Linked DNA regions of Homo sapiens: region 1 is linked to region 2. The links are chromatin contacts, found by Hi-C or POLR2A ChIA-PET in ENCODE. All regions are on one chromosome and are shown on one strand. The core of a region is the stretch at or near the end of the contact, and the rest is flanking DNA. Distances in the headings are between cores, read along the strand shown.

Region 1 (7,240 bases), core at 3,758-6,257, 65 kb before region 2:
AGGAAGATTGTGTGATTGCAAAACGTTTCAGTTGGTGTCATTGCAATGCATTTAAGTAATCCTTACTGGCCCATCCTGCTCCACAAAGCAGCCTTACCTCTCATCTTCTCCACTCCCAACTAAAGAGCAAGTGATTTAAACTCTGAGTGTCCTCCCTCAACAATGGGCTAATAATAGAGCCTACTCGTGGAGTTGCTGCCAGCATGCAGTGAGATGGTGCATACCAAACATTTAGTGCAGTGGCTGGCACATTGTAAGCACTTAGGAAAGGCAAGCTATTCTATCATGGGGAACTTTTAGCACCAAGTAACAGAAAACCCCTACTTGAATTGGCAGATAATCGTAACAATAAGGGTATTTATCATTTCATATAATAGGTGTTGTATAACATCTTTGGCTTTGATTCTCTGAGACTCTCTTCCAGCTAACAACGATAATGAGGAAATGTATCGTTTCATATAACTGGTGTTAAGTCTCATAGCCTGGCTCTGGTTCTCTGACACTCCATTCTGCCATGTTCCATGGGTTGACTTCATCCTAAAACTGTGCTGAATGATGGATGCAGTTCCAGGCAAGGGGATTATGGGAATACCATAATCAGTTTCAATGAATCATTTTGGTGAAATCATGTTGAGAAGGCAATACAATGATACAGTAGACAGTAAAGCCATTATTGGTATCAGTGGCTTTAAGGCTAACCATTCCCCAAACTAACTGTGTCCCTTCAATTCACACCCATGGGATTTGTGTAATGACGGCCCCCACCTTCCAAAGCAGTGCCACTAGAATGTGAACTTATCAAGATCTGAACCTTCTTGTCTTGCTCATTCATTGTTCTATTGTCAGTGTCTAGCACAATGCCTGGACATGGTAGATACTCAACAAATATTGGTTGAATGGATAAATTGCTAAACAAATATCCTGTGGCCACACCCATTGTGGATTGCCTTATCCTCTAGTGTGAATTTGTTTTAGCTCTGAATGTCTGATCACCCTAACCAGACATCTACCCTTCCCAGGTAACCAGCCCAGTGGTTCTAAAAGTACAGTCCCAGGACCAGCAGCCTCAGCACCACCTGAGAACATGTTAGGAATGCAAACTCTCAAGCCCCACTCCATACCCGCAGAATCAAAAACTCTTGGGGTGGGACCCAGTAACCTGTGTTTTAGCAGCCTCTCAGGAGGTTCCAATGAAGGAGAAAATTTGAAAACCACTGGTCCAGGTAGAGCTACCACTTCACTGAGCATCAACAGCATGTTTGGTCCAAAGACTGGCCCTGAAGATGCTTAGATAAAAAAAGCTAACATTGAACCTCACTATATGCCAGGTATTGTGTGTCACATGACTTAACTTTGTTCACTGCTTATTTGGCAGCTGAGGAAACTAAGGCTCACAGAGAAAAAAACAACTTTGCCCAAGAACACACATGGCAGAGCCAAGGTTGAAATCCAACCTAAGTACATAAAAGCTTGCTTTCATGTCTGTGGGAGAGACAGGCAGGCAAAAAGATAATAATAATACAATGTAAGAGAAGCAAATGCAGGGTGTCATGGGACTCAGGGGAAGGCACTGGCGCAAGACCACAGTGGGTGGAGGTTGGCCACTTTGGGGAGGTGACAGTTGAGTTAACTCACACAGAATGAATAAGCGTTGGACAAAAGGGCTCCCAGAAGAACAGCAAGTGCAAGAGCCCAGGGTCCACAGAGAGAATGGCAGGTAGCTTAGCATGGCTGAAGTGAGACTGTGAGGAGAACGGATAAGAGGATGGAAGCTGGGGAGGTGGCACAGATGGATCTCAAGGACTTGGAGTAAAAAGTCCATAGTAACGAGTTTAAATTGTCTCTTGACGGCAATGGGGAGCCATGGAAGATATTTGAGCTGGAGGGTAACATAGATTTATATTTTGGCTGCAGGTAGGATCTAATACAAAAGCAATTCAACTAATATTCACTAAGTGACCTGAGTTATCTGTGAGATATTTATTATAAGGTGTTAAACTTCTTTGAAGATTGTAAGAAAGAGATAAAACCTCTAAATGGTTTTGACCCTTCAAAGGACATTTAAATGGTTATTTCTAAGTGTCATAAACATGGACTTGGGATTTGGCCTCATCATTCACCCAGATGATTCATACCCATGATCCCAGGCTGTGAGGTCTTGAGCAAATTACTTCTTCTCAGAGCCTTAGTTTGTTCCTCTGTGGAATGGGAATGCTAACAGCACTTACCTCGGAAAGTTGCTGAGAATAAACGAGACCGTGCATTTAGAGCATGTAGGCACCGTGTCTGGCAGGTAATGAGTGCTCAGTCAGCTTATTGATGAGGATGCAGATGACCTCAGCCTGAGATAGAACAGATGTGTTCTCTTTCATGGACTGAAGGCCACCCAGACTTTGCGACATCCTTAAACTTTGCCCCAGTTTCTCCTTATCCTCATAAGCAGTTGGCTGGCTGGCTTATCTAGAAAAAAGAAAGGAGGGAGGAGAAAAAGCAAAGAAAAATGTTCATTTTCCCTGCTGTTCACCCCATTCTAAAGTAAGGCAGAATTTCTGGAGAGGGGGCTCAGGTCCACCCTTGGCTATCCTTGGTTGTACAGTTGCATCTACTTATAACGGTGGCCAAGTCGCCATGGCAGTAGGTGCTGTGGCTGCCCTGCCCCATCGTCTTCAGACTACCCGAGTTTACCTGCAGCACTGACAGCTTCCCACCCCAAAACTCCTCGTTCTTTGCTTTTCCTCTCGGTGGCTTTCTCCAGGGGCTGTAGGAGCTTGTTTAGCCCACCTGCATGGCATTTTGAAAATACCTGAAATTTTATGCCCCGAAGGACAATTCTCAATCAGTGAAAGATGGGAGAGGAAAGGTAAACACCTCAGCTGCCCCATCTCTCAGTGGGACAATGTTGAGGGGTCGTCTTTGTGTTCTCTCAAGGGTCCTCAGCAAGACCGAGCCACCCGTCACCCACAGCAGTAACATACTCATGAGCACGCCCCCCCACCCCACCTTTTGTGCTTCCTGGGATCACTTCCCAAATAAACTACTTGCACCTAAGTTTTTGTCTCAGGGTCTGTGTCTTAGGTTAAAAACCTCTGTGTCGGCCAGGCGCGGTGGCTCACGCCTGTAATCCCAGCACTTTGGGAGGCCAAGACGGGTGGATCACCTGAGGTCAGGAGTTCTAGACCAGCCTGGCCAACATGGTAAAACCCCATCTCTACTAAAAATACAAAAATTAGCCGGGTGTGGTGGCAGACGCCTGTAATCCCAGCTACTCGGGGGGCTGAGGAAGGAGAATCCCATCTCTACTAAAAATACAAAAATTAGCCGGGTGTGGTGGCAGACGCCTGTAATCCCAGCTACTCGGGGGGCTGAGGCAGGAGAATCCCTTGAACCCGGGAGGCAGAGGTTGCCATGAACCGAGATCACACCATCGCACTCCAGCCTGGGGGACAAGAGCGAGACTTTGTTCCAAAAAAAAAAAAGAAAAATCTGTGATCTGTGTCTTAGGGTTTTCTCGGGAACCTCTATCCCATGACAAGGAGCTGAATAGAAGGACATTAATATGGGTGCTAGTTTTAAAGGTACTGGAAGAGTTGAAAAGACAACCATGGGGCCGTGAGGCCCACCCGGAGATTAGAAATAGAACATGGCACATGTATACCTATGTAACTAACCTGCACATTGTGCACATGTACCCTAAAACTTAAAGTATAATTTAAAAAAAAAAAGAAAGAAAGAAATAGAAATAGGCTACAAAAAGAACCACCACTAGAGACACACAGCCAAAGGGAAGAGGTGATGCTTCTGGAGCTAGGGAACCCGGCACCCTGTGGGAAATAGAACCCCATGTGGATGGGGGTGAGGCTGCTTGAGGGTAGCTGGAACCCAATGGAGGCTTCTGCAAGCAGTACCTTTTTGTTGACTGGAGGGAGGAGGCAGGAAAAATACGTGTCAGTGCCGCCCACTGGCTGAACTTAACCAGAAGCCAGTTGGTAATGGAACCTGGGAAATGCAGTTTGAAGAGAAGCTTGGAAAAATGATCTGAGAGTAAACATACAAATACCTAGCACAGTTGGTGGCTTTAAGAGGAGAAAAAAGGGAAGGGAAGGGGAGGGGAGGGGAGGAGAAGGGAGGGGAGGGAAGGGAAGGGAAGGGAAGGGAAGGGAAGTGAAGGGAAGGGGCAACCTTGATTAGTGTCCCACCCCCTTCCCTGGCTCTAAATAAATGAACATGTATGCTATGGTCATGCTGACATCCTTGTCTCCTCCTTTATCTTCAGAAGAGAGCAGTAGCTATGAACACAGGCTCTGGGTCCAAACAGCCTTGGTTGCAATCCCAGTGGTGCTACTTGCTAGCCACGTGGCTTTGAGCAGGTTCCTTAACTTCTTCCAGCTTCACTTTCACATCCATAAAGTGGAGACACTAGTAGAATCCACCTCACTGAGTTGCTGTGGGGATTTAACGATGTATTCCATGCAAAGCACAAAATGAGTGTCTAAGAAATGTTCATGCTTATGGAAACAGACTGTTCTTTGAGTTTCAATCAGCTTATTCAAGTTCCTGCTAAAACATGTTTCTTCTCCTCTTTACCACTCACACCTCCAACTTCAATGTCTAGAATCTACCCCTTGTCTCTACTTCACAGTCTTTAAAGTAAATAAATAAATAAATCTTTCTATTTTCATAGAGGTTCTGTGAGAACTGAGGAGAAACAGCCTTTCTCCTCCCCTCTGGGCTCACAACCCTCTCTCCGCATCCCCTGCCCCCTCCCTATCTTTGCTGGCCAGTTGTTCACAAGTAGCTTAACAGTTTTGAGAATACAAAAACAGGAAATTATGCCCCAGCCCTAAGACTAAAAAACTCATGTGCAAATCCTTCAGTGGACAGATTTCTTCAGCTTTCAAAAACTAAGGCCTTGAAAAATCAGGTCCCATGGCCAAATTTTCTGGATTTGCTTAATCATTTCCTTTGCAAATTTATAACCTCTTTAACCATGAAGAGAGATGGTGAGAAAGGGGGAGGCGGGAGTTGAAAATGTTTTAAGTTAACCGCAAGACAGGACAGGAAATTCTGGAGGGGTGTGCATTTCTCTTTAATCCCTTAGTGGCAGAGAGGCCTAAGATAGCAGCTCTGGAAAACTATTTATTGTCCCAGAAATGACCGTTCTGGGATATTGTTTTGCTGTTGATATTGACCCAGAGGAAAATGTGGCAGCCTTCTTCATTCAGTGGCTTAACAGAGAATAGAAGAGCAGGGAAGGCTCTGAGACACCCCGGTCTGATCCTTTACTTGACTCATGCAACAGACACTTATTGAGTGGCTGCCCTGCCCTCCAATGGATAGAGAGGACTGAGACAGCCTCCCAAAGAGGTGAAATAACTTCCTCGCTTTTTCAATGCCATTTGAAAAGTTAAGGAATCTACTGGGGGCTGTCTACTAGAAGAATCTAAAATAGGTGATCCAAAGCTGTTTTATTATTAAAATTCCTGAAAGACAAAAAGAAGTGACTTTTTTTTTTTTTTTTTTGCCCTTCCTTCTCACTTTCTGAGTTTTTCTTGGCTAATCGGAGTTATGTACTTTTTTTAACCTTTAAGGTAAGTTCCTGTCTTTAGCAGTGGTTTTTATTTGAAGCCAGGGCCCAACCCACTTATGTTGATCCAGCAAATGAAATGGAATGGAACAGAATGGAATAGAATAGAATACAACAGAAAGCTCATGGTGCATCACGGGTAATATGGTTAACATCCATTAGTGGAAGGTTTGTTTTGATTACTAATGTATGTGTATAGACTCAAAATGTATTTCTTATTATGATTTGTAATAAGAAAACTTTAAAAGCCTCTGATCTTTAATATAGTTCAGCAGCGAAAGGTGTGGGATCTAGAGTCTACTGGCATGAGTTTGAATGTCAGCCTGTCACTCTGACCGGCTGTTTGATGTTGGACAAGCTGATTATCCTCTCTGAACCTCACTTACTTAAGGGAAATACAACACAATAAAGAGAGATATAAAGTGAATATTGGATATCACAGTGTCTGAATTTCTGGGGTCATTTATCTGCAGAAAATGCCATCCTGCCCCCTATATCTTTCCTTTGGCCCAGCGTTCTGCCAGTTGTCTAGGGTCTACTCACCTTAGGTAAAGCTACTTCCTCTATCTTAACCTCTCTTGATTTGATCTCCCTTCATTCCCTCTACCTCCACTTGCTATCTCTAACATCATCTGTGGAAAACCAAAGCCATTTAATATGTGAAATTTCTCTTGGGAAAAATGGCTACATAGTTGCAGACCATCTTACCTACTGAGTACAAACATGAAAGCTAGACAAATACCTCGAAGGCATCCTAAAAGAGAGATGCAGTGCTCCACTTCAATTGAAAGCAACAATAAGACTGACAGCTGATTCAGCAGAACTAATCAAAGTCTGAGGACAAACTCCTTAAAAAAAAAAAAAAAAGATAAGATGGAAAAGAAAAAGAAAGAAAAGAAGAAAGAAAAACAAAAGGGGTTTAAAAAAAACCCTGCCAACCTATAGTTCTACACCCAGTAAGAAATAGCTATCAAAATTGAAGATTGCTATGTTTTCAGATAAACAAAAACTAAATTCTATATTACCAGCAGGTCCTTACTAAAAGAAATACTAAAAGATACTCTTTAAGAAAAAAATAAAATGATCTCAGATGGAAGAATAAAAACATAGGAAAGAATTAAAAGCAACAGAAGGACAAATGTGTCGGTAAATCTAAACGAATACCAACTCTATTAAAAGATCATAATAATGTCTTCTGGGATTTAAAAAATATATAGAAGGCCAAGTGTGGTGGCTCACACCTGTAATTCCAGCACTTTGGGAGGCCAAAGTGGGTGGATCACTTCAGGTCAGGAGTTTGAGACCAGCCTGGCCAACATGGTGAAACCCCATTTCTACTAAAAATACAAAAATTAGGCAGGCATGGTGGTGCATGCCTGTAATCCCAGCTGCTCGGGAGGCTGAGGCAGGAGAATCACTTGAACCCGGGAGGCAGAGGTTGCAGCAAGCCAAGATTGTGCCACTGCACTCCAGCCTGGGCGACAGAGCAAGCCTCCATCTCAAAAAGAAATAAAACATAAAATAAAATAAAATATATGTAGAGTTCAAATACATGGTAGCAATAACACAAAAGGTAGTCAAGAAAAAAACGGTACTAAACATGTTCCAAATTATTTTATTGCCTGAGAGCTAGCAAATGTACTAATTTTATTAGAC
Region 2 (6,839 bases), core at 2,870-5,369:
GAGGAGGCAGAGATTGCAATGAACTGAGATTGCACCACTGCACTCCAGCCTAGGTGACAGAGCGAGACCCTGTCTCAAAAAAAAAAAAAAAATTACCTCAGTTGGCTGGGCACTGTGGCTCATGCCAGTAATCCCAGCGCTGTGGGAGGAGCCTTTGAGGCCAGGAGTGTGAGACCAGCCTGGGCAACTTAATGAAACTGTCTCTACAAAAAAATTTTAAAAATTAGCCGGCCACCCTGGTCCATTCCTGTAGTTCCAGTTACTTGGGAGGCTAAAGTGGGAGAATTGGTTGAGCCCAGGAAGTTGAGGCTGCAATGAGCTAGGATTGCACCAATGCACTCTAACCTGGGCAAGAGTGAAACTCTCGCTCTTAAAAAAAAAAAAAAGTGGGAGAGTGGGAAATACCTTACCTGTTTTTTTGGGTTTTTTTTCCTTTTACATTGAATAAGAAGGTTTTGTTTTGTTGTTTGGCATGGAGGGGGTGCTTGTTTGTCCTTATCCTCCTTCCTGTGGTGAGGCACTGATGCAGAGTGTGTGTGGGGTCTCCCCTGGCCCCTTGGCTGGCAGAGAGCCTCACGTTCCACCTACTTTTTCTTGCCTCGCAGTCACAGGGGCATCAAACCACAGCAACAGGTATAACTGCAAACCTGCAAACCCTACTCCTCTCAGTAGCAAGTTCCCTCCTGCCCATCCCTTCCCTTTTGAGGTTCTTTTTTCTGGTCCAATCCCAACAGCTCTTCTTAAGGAAGCATCAGTTTATAGCTTTTGCAGTGTTCATTTAAATGTTTTAATGCAAACACAGCCAACCTCATTCTATTCTGAAAATTCATTTCTCCTTTCTCTCTGTCTCTCTCTCTCTCTCTCTCTTTTTCTCTCTCTCTTCCTCCCTCCCTCTCCCCGTTCCTGTGATTATTTTTTTTGGAAATAATTCCACACACTTTCTGCCTCCATAAACCTCTGACTCCAGCAGATGGAACAAGGCTGCTATTCCGAGTCAACGGAATCAACGGACCAGCTATAAGTGGGAGGCGAGTGGTACACACTGCAGTTTCACCCTAGTAGGTGACGTTGTGGCAACACCCACAGAACAAAAGATTCACCTTTTTCATCTATTTTTACATCTCAGGAAGCCCTAGTCCTGTCTTTTAATTACAGAACTGTTTTCCCCTCCTTGGCTCTGCACACGTTTTCTATATAATATTAAACAGTAACCTGTGAGTCTCCCACATCCTGGTATGCTCTGGATCACAGACCACATTTTTTAAACACACACACACACACACACACACACACACCACACACGACCAAAATCTGTACCAGCTGACAGCTGGCAAAGTAAAACCGCATTAAATTTGGCTCGCTTGCTTGCTTGCTTTTTCTTTCTTCTTTCTTTCTTTCTAACAGCTTGATTGAGACATGATTTACATATCATAATATTCATCCATTTTAAGTGTGCAATTCCATGTTTTTTAATTTTTTTACAGAGTTGTGTATTGGCTATTTCTTCTTGGAAATAGGGCCACTGGGGAAACTCTTGACCCCAAGGCCCCTCTCCCCACTTTGAACACGAACCAGTAAATAGCAGAGCAAATTCTGGTTCACCCCCAAAATAGTTTTTATTCATTTCATTGTGCCATTAACAGCTTACTTCCTGTGTTTTGATTCTGAGCTGTTCAGAAGCCACGTTCTTAGAAGCCACATTGCTTAGTTTTTACACCATCAAGAGATTTCTTTTGTGTTAGAGGTGTTTTTTGTTTGTTAGTGGTTTATTTAGAGTCTCCAGCTCCTTGTTTTATCTGCTGGGCTAATTAGATTTGAAATGAACCTTTGTAGCATGACAGACTGTACAGAAATATTTGGTATTCAGAGCTAAGCTTAAACATTCATAGCATTCTTACTTTTGAAACTAGCAGAAAGGAAGAGACTTAGAAATATAAGTAGGGCACAAAGGCCTAGAACCTTTTCCTAGAATTAAGCTCTTATTATATAATTTGGCTTTAACTCTGTGAGTCTCCATTTTCTCATCTGAAGAACAGGAATTAAAATAACCACTTCAGGAGATTAGCCTGAGGATCCCATTCATGTGAAAGCACCTAGAACAAAATCAATTTTTAAAAAAACCATCAATATTCATTGAGTATGAATCTTGAAGAACTTAACTAGTGGTATAAGAATTCTGTTTGTCAGGGTGCATTAATAAAAGCATAGTGCCTTCTGTTAAACGAGGATGTACTAGTTTAGTTATTCACTCAATGAATAGGTCATTACCTGCTGCGTGCCAGGCACTAGGGAGGGAACAGGGGACAGGCAGACAGGTGGAGGTGATATTCACAATATGGTTGTGCAAATAAATATCTAAGTATAAATTGTGCAAGGGTTGTTACAGAAACTTCTGGGAAGTGCACGTGCATGTGTGTGTATCTTTAAAGCAATTTAAGAGAATGTGTATTTTGTTGATAAAGTTATGCCTATAGGCATAGAAAATTTTTTCTGGAACAATCCATGAGAAATTAGTTACAGGAGTTTTATTTTTATGAAAGGAACAAGAAAGTACACAGGGGAACATCTGCCACTTTTTATTCTGTACCTTTCCATAAAATTTTAAGTTTCTAACTCTAAACTTTTTTTTTTTTTTTGAGACAGAGTCTCGCTCAATCACCCAGGCTGGAGTGCGGTGACCCAGTCTTGGCTCACTGCAACCTCCGCCTCCCAGGTTCAATCAATTCTCCTGCCTCAGCCTCCGGAATAGCTGGGATTACAGGCATGTGCCACCACGTCTGGCAAATTTTTGTATTTTTAGTAGAGACGGAGTTTCACCATGTTGGCCAGGCTGGTGATCTGCCTGCCTCAGCCTCCCAAAGTGCTGGGATTACAGGCATGAGCAGCCGCAGCCTAAACTCGTGTTTTTATTTGTTTGTTTGCTTGTTTAAGTGTCACTAGGGCTTCTCTGATCAGTAGGCTGAAAGGCCATTTTTTATATTTCTTCTTAAACTTTTCTCTACTGAAAACAAGACCTGTTATTTAAGATGGATAAATGATTAACTCTTGGAAATATAATTTGTCGTGTTAAGCCATTTAAACATTAAACATAATATTATTATACTTAAAAAGACAAAGGTCATTTACCAGAGTGTAAGAATTCATCAACCTACACCAAACTGTTACTAGCCTGCTCTTGCCTACAAAGTTTGCCCAGGCAATAATACTTTTATTCAATAGATATTTACTCAGTGCCTGCAGTATAACAGGCATCCTTCTGGGTATTGGTAGACAAAACAAAGCCCTCAGCGAGTCACAGCCTGGATTCTAGTTGGATAAGCTAGACAATAAATAAGTCAAACAAATATATAATAAGTGCTATGAAGAGTGACCAGGGGAGATGGAGGGTGCTTTTTGTTTATGATACAGAATACATTTAGGAGTTGCATTCACTACAAATAGAGCAGTCAGGAGACCTGTCCGAAGAGATAACATCTCAGCAGAGGCTTGCATGAAGGAAGGAAGGTGTGAGCCCTGCAAAGGAAAGACGGTTCCTGGCCAGAAGGACCTGAAAAGACCCTGAAACAGGAGAGCTCAAAACCAGTCAAGCAGAGTGCTGAGCTCAGGACTGTTTGTGATGCTATTCTGTCCACCTGTGCTATTGCTCAGGACAGCTCATAATTCAAAACTTATTTTTTAAAAAGTAAACATGAAACACTCATTACTAGTATTACCTTTATGATTATAGGACTTGGAATACTTGGTTCTGGGCATGGCTTCTCTTTTTTAGATATATAACAAAATAGTTGATGTAAACTACACCTACTAAAGGAGCAAAGATGTATCTTATATGCCAAAAAGAATTTAACTTTTTATAGCCATATTTATTTACAGTCACTACAATAATTTTTAATCTATTATCCTTACAAAACCTCATAAAATATACTTTTTAAACGATTGCTGTACATGCCTGTTTTCATTCATTGCAAATTAAGTAAATGTTACTTCAAGATCATAAGGAAAAATACTCAGAGACAAACAAAAAAGGACAGTGAGACACGTTGTTTTCAGCCTACTCTAAGGTGCCCACCAGTAGGAGGAGCACTATGGTAGGTGAGTAAAACCACACACTGTTTAAACAGCAAACACAAAAGCCCAGCCTTGGTTCAGTTCGCTCAACTTCCAACTGTGTGGCTTGGAACGCACCTTCCCACAGAGGCCCTCACCTGAAAATGAAGGGCTGGCTATTCTGTGATCTCTGGGTCCCTTGATGCATTATTTCCCTTTCCTTTTGTCTATTTTAAGTTCTACTCTATGAATTCTGACTAAAAGTACGATTTTGTAACCAGTTGTTTTCATTATAACTGGCTGAGCATTTAACTAACCTCTTCTTTTCTCAAGCAGGAGTCTGTGGGCAGATGGTTCTCAAGTAGTATTTCCCAACCAGAAGCCAACCCCCCACCTCCCCTTCTTGGAAACATTGGCAACGTTGACACTTTACTTTTTTTTTTTTTTTTTTTTTTTGAGACAAGTTCTCACTCAGTTGCCCAGGCTGAAGTGCAGTCGTGGCTCACTGCAGCCTCGACCTCCCCAGGTTCAGCTGATCCTCCCGCCTCAGACTCCTGAGTAACTGAGACCACAGGCACATACCACCACCCCCAGCTAATTTTTTTGTAGAGACGGAGTTTTGCCATATTGCTTAGGCTGCATACTTATATATAATATGTATACTATATTATATATAAAATTATATAGTGTATATCCTACATGTTATATATTATATATATTATATATCATATAATATATGATACATATATAGTATGTACTATATATCATATAATATATGATGCATATCATATAGTATATAGTATATAATATAAAATATAGTATATATCATACTATAATACTATATATTATAATATATATTATAATATAGTATGATATATATGATCTATACCATATATGCTATATTCTAGATATTTATATTTATGTATAATTATATTTGTATATAAATTTATACATTATATATAACATTTATTTTAGTTTTATATATAAAATATATATTATATATAAAATATATTATATATAATATATTATATAAAATATATAATATATAATATATTATATAAAATATATTATATATAATACATTATATATTGTATGTATTATATATACAATATATTATATGTTGTATGTATTATATATATTATGTTTTATATAATATATATTATATGCATTATATAATATATATTATATGCGTTATATATGATATATAATATATATAATATATTATTATATATATTATATATTATGATTATATATATTACATAATATATATTCTATAATATATATTATATATAAATAATAAATTATATATAATATATCATATGTAGTATATTGTATATAAAATATATAATATATTGTATATAAAATATATAATATATTGTATATAAAATATATAATATATTGTATATAAAATATATAATATATTGTATATAAAATATATAATATATTGTATATAAAATATATAATATATTGTATATAAAATATATAATATATTGTATATAAAATATATAATATATTGTATATAAAATATATAATATATTGTATATAAAATATATAATATATTGTATATAAAATATATAATATATTGTATATAAAATATATATGTGTATATATGTATTTTAGAGGCAATGTCTTCCTACATTACCCAGGCTTGACTAGAACTCCTGGGCTTAAAGGAACCTCCTGCCTCAGCCATCTGAGTAGCTGGGGCTACAGGTGAACCCACTGTGCCCAGCTCTCAATTTTCACATTTTTTATTTTCATGACTGTAGAGGGAACAGCTACTGTCACCAGATACTGGTGAGCACCCTACACTGCCCGGGACAGCCACCAACAATAAAGAATGTTCTAGTCGTAAATATTAGCGCCAAGGATGGGAATCTTGGATATAGAGAAATTGGGAAAAATGATGAGGGGGAAAGTGGGGGACCTTATTTACTGATGATGTCCATGGGGTATTTCCTAAGTAAGAAACAGCAGACAACTTTTGCCTCGTTTGATGGTGGTTCTCTTCTATTGACTGCTGTTTATTTTTTTCCGAAGACTTGGGTGTGTGACATAAGTAATCCCATGGTAGCCCAGGGCACAATGGGAGAAATGAAAAATGGAAGGCAGGTTCAAACATGCAGTGTGACTGCAAGAGTAACCTTCCTGTTCTAAGACTTGAAAAAGTTTTCAGATCCTTGGTGTATTTTATCAGCAGAACGTTCATCTGCATATGGCATTCAGAAGCAAACTAAACTTTTCTTTCCCCCCTGAGTCTTTTGTTTCCAAATCAATGGGAAACAAAGGATACCCCTGCTCCATTCAGGCAGTTTCAATGATTCTCAAATCAACGTGGGAGCAGTCGTTGGGCCATTTAAAATATACAGTGATAAAAAAAAAAGCATACTTATTAACCTTGTAAACATTCTATAAAAGTACAAGGGGAACCTTTATAAAGAATAGCCAAGTGTCCTTTTTATAGAATAGCCTTTTGTACTTTGAAATGTTCATGTCTATAAAATAGAACTGGACAGACGAGCCTAATGCAATTTCCATGTCTTCTAGTAATTGTTCCGTTAAAACATTATTTTTCAGCGTCTTAACACCCGGAAGATTAAGTTACCTCAACCCAAGATCAGTTCCACTTTAAAAAAGCACTTTCGACCCATATTTAACCAACCGTCAGAGAGGATTCAAAAGAGGGCTAATTGAGCACTGAGTGTTTGAAGCATTCAAATCAAGGCCCAGGTTTCTTCTTGAAAACAGCAACAGCTCAGCCTGGCAGGAAGCAGGGATTAGACAAGAGAATC

What was found. A loop is a pair of places that touch in the nucleus more often than their neighbours do. ChIA-PET counts read pairs that join two places held with the same protein, here RNA polymerase II (POLR2A). Pooled maps may share reads with other maps.
Region 1: a map of OCI-LY7 shows a loop between it and region 2 (2.4-fold over the local background). The contact joins two enhancer-like sites. A Hi-C loop is called at or near these places in 15 of 168 maps with a recorded cell type or tissue (B cell, CD8-positive, alpha-beta T cell, Caco-2 and 11 more), 27 of 37 single-sample maps with no recorded cell type and 26 of 50 pooled maps. POLR2A ChIA-PET finds 5 or more read pairs at or near these places in 19 of 52 experiments (A549, A673, AG04450 and 15 more).

Annotation. Positions count from the first base shown.
Region 1 is chr20:53,932,583-53,939,822 of GRCh38, reverse strand. BCAS1-AS1 (BCAS1 antisense RNA 1) reads right to left here. Exons shown (of 5, transcript NR_199019.1): 2 at 2,229-2,460. Among named protein-coding and RNA genes, the nearest start is that of BCAS1-AS1, 21 kb to the right of the region's middle. RefSeq lists a silencer at 759-1,053 and an enhancer at 4,310-4,811. Within about 2 kb of position 5,007, at least 15 of the 41 ENCODE cell types and tissues checked have a DNase peak (open chromatin) inside an H3K27ac peak, as active enhancers do; they include B cell, CD8-positive, alpha-beta T cell, OCI-LY7 and 1 more, where a contact is called at or near this core.
Region 2 is chr20:53,867,216-53,874,054 of GRCh38, reverse strand. No RefSeq gene overlaps it. Among named protein-coding and RNA genes, the nearest start is that of BCAS1-AS1, 45 kb to the left of the region's middle. Within about 2 kb of position 4,119, at least 27 of the 41 ENCODE cell types and tissues checked have a DNase peak (open chromatin) inside an H3K27ac peak, as active enhancers do; they include B cell, CD8-positive, alpha-beta T cell, OCI-LY7 and 1 more, where a contact is called at or near this core.